Linked DNA regions of Homo sapiens: region 2 is linked to region 1. A link is an interaction called in ENCODE POLR2A ChIA-PET data of the cell type or tissue named here. Cell type or tissue: B cell. All regions are shown on one strand. Links, peaks and the distances in the headings refer to the core of each region. The heading gives the core; the rest is flanking DNA.

Evidence for each region. ChIA-PET counts read pairs that join two places held together with the same protein. Peaks named below come from ENCODE experiments on the same cell type or tissue, not always from the same donor. Only the 100,000 strongest peaks of a DNase experiment are listed, where the experiment ranks them.
Region 2: POLR2A ChIA-PET joins it to region 1 with 12 read pairs; 3 of 35 experiments call an interaction of 5 or more read pairs at or near these places.

What each region holds. Positions count from the first base shown.
Region 1 is chr12:32,138,067-32,140,879 of GRCh38, reverse strand. All of the region lies in intron 1 of BICD1 (BICD cargo adaptor 1), which reads right to left. Among named protein-coding and RNA genes, the nearest start is that of BICD1-AS1, 32 kb to the right of the region's middle. RefSeq lists an enhancer at 885-934. In B cell, for the core only: a CTCF peak has its summit at 604; DNase peaks (open chromatin) are centred at 889 and 1,649; H3K4me3 peaks cover 1,546 bases; H3K27ac peaks cover 2,289 bases.
Region 2 is chr12:31,402,178-31,404,990 of GRCh38, reverse strand. DENND5B (DENN domain containing 5B) reads left to right here. Exons shown (of 21, transcript NM_144973.4): 15 at 2,348-2,493. Among named protein-coding and RNA genes, the nearest start is that of LINC02387, 34 kb to the right of the region's middle. In B cell, for the core only: a CTCF peak has its summit at 1,673 (motif pointing left); a DNase peak (open chromatin) is centred at 1,680.

The DNA of each region.
Region 1 (2,813 bases), core at 303-2,802:
GGTGTATAACATGTTGTTGATGCAGTTATTGTCCTTTGTTTTTTTTTTAGCTCTGTTTCCTTAAATGCCAAAACTACACACACGAAGTATGTAATACGAACACTGTGACAATGAGGAGATGCAAGTAACATTTTATTCACCTGAAGAAACTAAACCCCAACATTTTGCTTTTTGTCTACAGACACAGTTCCTGTAAACACAGAATCAAATACGGTGCGCGTAGAAAATAAAAAGATCCTCCCACACTATGGCACTTCCTTCAATGGAGGCTACTCGGGAGGCTGAGGCAGCGAATTGCTTGAACCCGGGAGGCGGGGTTGCATTGAGCTGAGATTGCGCCACTGCACTCCAGCCTGGGCGACAGAGCGAGACTCCGTATCAAAAAACAAACAAAACAACAACAACAACAACAAACAAGATGTTGTATTCTTGACATTTAGGCATTTTCTAAAATATTACATTTTTTATAAAATTTCTCTGCCATGGAAAAAAAATCCACCTTTGCCAGAGCAAAGGAAGCCAGTGAAAGAAGTAATTCATTGGGAGTATAATTATAAGCATTTAGCATTGTTTTGAACATGAGAAAAAGGCAAGCTTTCATCTAACAGATTTTCATAATCTCAAGAAATAATTCATCTGCCATTTATTTTCAGGGAAATGTGGTGCTTCTTGGAAGAAGCCCAGAGGATCCTGCTGTTAAACCAAGACCCATGCAGGAAAAAAAAATTATCCACTCCACAATAACATGGCAGGTAACACAAAGGCAGTGGTACTTCTCCAGCCGGGAGAGGCCCCCTCAAAACAGGAACTCCTGCCGGCTGACTTAATTACAGCACAGCAAGGGAATCCACTACAAAGGCAGGAGCCACTGAACAGAGAGCTGCTGAGATCCGTCCTCGGTACACGGACAGATGGTTCTGCTGCTTCTCGGCTGGTATAAGACCTTATAGAAGACTCTGAAAACTGAAACACGCCAACAAGTTTTCTGTTACCAGTATTTTTTTTTTAACTCTGTGCCCAGGCCAGGAGCGGTGGCTCACGCCTGTAATCTCAGCGCTTTGGGAGGCCGAGGCGGGCGGATCGCGAGGTCAGGGGTTTGAGCATCCTGGCCAACATGGTGAAACCCCGTCTTTACTAAAAATACAAAAATCAGCTGGGCGTGGTGGCGCTTGTCTGTAGTCCCAGCTACTTGGGAGGCTAAGGCACGAGGAATCGCTCGAACCCAGGAAGAGGAGGTTGCAGTGAGCCGAGATTGCACCACTGCGCTCCAGCCTGGCGACAGAGCGAGACTCCGTCTCAAACAAACAAATAAACAAAAAAACCCTTTGTGCCCACCGTATGCTAGCGTAAAAGTAATCTGAATTTGAAAGTCAATCAGCAAGTATTTACTGAGCGACGTGTAAGGGATAAGGAAAAGGTCTAAAGCAGCTTATCTAGTTTAGGGACATGGATTAAACTCTGATTTAATTTTAGGGCTTTTGACTTTTTCATCATCACACACAGACACACACAAACACACACACACAAAATTAGAGGAGAGGCCATGAAAGCACTGCCTTGAAAATTCTCAGACAAATTTACAGAAACAGAGTGAGTCCATGTAAGAAACCTGACCTTATACACAGGGACGATGCACTGAAACCTGTTTCACAGCAAAGGGAACTGAAAGTTTCTAAAGCAGTCACCACAGCAGCCACGTGGCTTAGAACACAAAACAGACAGCCCCCTAAATTATGAAGTCATACACACAGCTGCTAAATAACAGCACTGAGTAAACTCTATCTTGTAAAAAATGTTTAAACAAAATGAAAATTTAACTACAAACATTATTTATGGAATTAATATACATGCAAATTTTCTGCATGCAAACTCTACCTTCCTGGTCACTTTGAAGGATATAAATTAATCAAAATCACAAAATTCTTCAATCTTATGTAAGAATGTACAATAATGCCACTGAAGCAATTTAGAACTTACAATGCCCATAGCATAGAATCTATTATATATAGATATCTAATTATATCTATCTAAACACATACATATACAGATGCTCCTCAACTGATGATGAGATTATGTCCTAGTAAACCCATCATAGTTTGAAAAATATCATAAGTCAAAAATACATTTAATACGCCTAACCTATCAAATACAGCTTACTTAGCCTCACCTACCTTAAACATGCTCAAAACACTTACATTAGCCTATATTTGGGCAAAAATCACCTAACACAAAGCCTATTTAAAGTAAAGTGTTGAATAGCTCATGTAATTTGTTGACTGGTGTACTGAAAGTGAAAAACAGAATAGACGTGTGGGCACCCAAAATATGGTTTATATAAAGTCAAAAAATTATAAAGTCAAAAAATAATTATAAAGTCAAAAAATCATTAAGATGAACCATCGTTAAGTCAGGGACCATCTGCATACATATATAAATACATACACATACATATTCCTATTTAATACTGATATCAACTCTATAAACTAAAAATGCACAGCTTGGTGAGTCTGAATGAGTTAATATATTTAAAGCACTTGGAGAACTTCTATCAATACAAGCTTTGAAGTCACACTGCCTGACTGAGATTTTGGTTCCATCGCTAGACAAATTAATTTATCTGTGCTGCAATTTTCTCATCTATGTAAGTGGAAATAATAATAAAAGCCTCTACTTCATAGGCTAATGAGGCATATGCTATCTGGCATATTAAATATCTAGCACAATACCCAGTATGTGGTAGGCAATGAACACAAGCGAGCTATTTTTAAACTTTATATATTTGGCCAGGCACGGTGGCTCACGCCTGTAATCTC
Region 2 (2,813 bases), core at 240-2,739, 740 kb after region 1:
GTCAGGAGTTCGAGACCATCCTGGTCAACATGGTGAAACCGCATCTCTACTAAAAATACAAAAAATAGCTGGCCGTGGTGGTGTGCAGTTGTAATCCCAGCTACTCAGGAGGCTGAGGCAGGAGAATCGCTTGAGCCCGGGAGGCAGAGGTTGCAGTGAGCCGAGATCATGCCATTGCACTCCAGCCTGGGCCACAAGAGCAAAACTCTGTCTCAAAAAAAAAAAAAAAAAGCTAGAGGTCGGACGCGGTGGCTTATGCCTGGAATCCCAACACTTTGGGAGGTTGAGGCCGGTGGATCACCTGAGTTCAGGAGTTCGAGACCAGCCTGGCCAATATGTCAAAACCCCTTCTCTACTAAAAGTACAAAAATTAGCTGGGCGAGGTGGCAGACGCCTGTAATCCCAGCTACTTGGGAGGCCGAGGCTGGAGAATCACTTGAATCCAGGAGGCAGAGGTTGCAGTGAGCCAAGAATGTGCCACTACACTCCAGCCTGAGCGACAAGAGTGAAACTCTAAATAAATAAAGTTAGCCAGGTGTGGTAGCGTGCACCTGTAGTCCCAACTGCTGGGGAGGCTGAGATGGGAGGATTGCTTGAGCCCCAGAGATCAGGGCTGCAGTGAACACTGATTGGGCTGCTGCACTTCAGACTGGGCGACAGAGCTACATCCTGTCTCTAGAAAACCAACAAACAAAAAACCAGAAATGTATGGCTGTGATGGACAAAAATGCTTATGTGCTTAAACCATCTGCCCCCTTTTTGTTTTGAGATAGGGTCTCGCTGTGTTGCCCAGGCTGGAGTGCAGTGGTGGGATCAGAGTTCACTGCATCCTTGACCTCCCTGGCTCAAGGGATCCCCCCTCCTCATCCTCCTGAGTAGCTGGGACTACAAGTGTGTACCACCAGACCTGGCTAATTATGTTTTTTATTTTGTATAGAGACAAGGTCTCACTTTGTTGCCCAGGCTGGTCATGAACTCCTGAGCGCAAGTGATCTGCCCACCTCAGCCTTCCAAGGTGCTAGGTAGGATTACAGACATGAGCCCCCGTGCCTGGCCCTGTCTGCACTTTTTTTTTTTTTTTTTTTTTTTTTTTGGAGATGGAGTTTCACTCCTGTTGCCCAGGCTGGAGTGCAATGGCACAATCTCGGCTCGCTGCAACCTCTGCCTCCCGGGTTCAAGCGATTCTCCTGCCTCAGCCTCCTGAGTAGCTGGGATTACAGGTGTGTGCCACCACACCTGGCTAATTTTTGTATTTTTAGTAGAGACGGGGTTTCACCGTGTTGGTCAGCCTGGTCTCAAGCTCCTGACCTTGTGATCCACCCACCTCGGCCTCCCAAAGTGCTAGGATTACAGGCCACCACATCCAGCCGTTTTCTTTTTTCTTTCTTTTTTTTTTCTGAGGCAGAGTCTCACTCTGTTGCCCAGGCTGGAATGCAGTGGTGCAATCTCAGCTCACTGCAACCTCTGCCTCCCGGGTTCAAGTGATTCTCCTGCCTGAGCTTCCCAAGTAGCTGGGATTTCAGGCGCCTGCCACCACACCCGGCTAATTTTTGTACTGTTAGTAGAGACGGGGTTTTGCCATGTTGGCAAAAAAAAAAAAGAAAAAAAAAGAAGGGAGGACATGCATAACATCTAACCTCTCGTGCTTCCACATTTGAGCAAAGGACAGTGATAGGGCAGTGACATCTAGTGGTCTGTCTGTGGAAGAGCCTCCCTGGGCTCCTCTTGCGTGTGAGTCACCTTAATAGCTTTCAAAGTTGTGGTTTATAGACTTCACGATATGTCCAGAGTGGAGGTTCCATTGTTTATTATTTGTGGTTTTTGCATATTGTTCTGTAAACTTGGGACAGGAAAGTTCTGAAATGCAGTGCTTTAAAGCATTGCCCAAGAAACTCAATACTGTCCAAGAAGTCATCCACCCCTCTTTTTATATAAAACCATATCAGTAATCATGTTCATTTCTATTCAATTTTGTTACAAAATTAATTTTTAAGAAAATTTAAGCAATGAAAACACAATATACACAGTCAGTGTTCACATCTTTAGGTATTCTCGTGCTAATGCTTGAGATTGTTCATACGTTTAATGTTGATATATGCATCATACATACATGATGATATACATGCTGTGAAAACCACTGCTACGAGTATTGAGACTTCTGGTTTGCAAACTAGATCTCATCTTTCTAGACTGAAAGGTTATGATCTCAACTTTTCGTATAAGTACATCTTGATAGCTCATAAAAAGCAAATTATCAATGAAAACCAACAAGAGTTCTTAATATATGTTTTGTTATAAGGAGAATTTTATTCCCGCTTTTTAATTAATTTCTGCATTTTTCTTTCAGTGATTCCGTATAGGTCAGTGATCATCCCAATCAAAAAGCTGAGCAATGCAATAATCACATCAAACCCTTGGATCTGTGTATCAGGAGAGCTGGGAGACACAGGAGTAATGCAGATTCCCAAAAACCTCCTCGAAATGACCTTTGAGGTAGGTTCAGCTAATACCTTTCCTAGAAGAATGTATCACGTGTAGTTTTACAGATGATTCTGTCTGGCTTTTTCATTTTTCCTTGAATCAAATAAAATAGAGGAACACTCAAAGCGTGCAGGATCATTTTTGTGATTATATGTCTAAAGTTGTCTTAAGCAGCTTATATACTAATTTGTTTTGCATTTTCATTGTTAAGCTCTATTTTTCACTTGTAATGATGTGCTTTGGGGCTTTCTAGGTCTTCTCCTACTATTTTCAGGGTCTAGCACAGATTCTAGCAAGCAGGAAATATTCAAATAAATGTTTTCCCCGCGGTG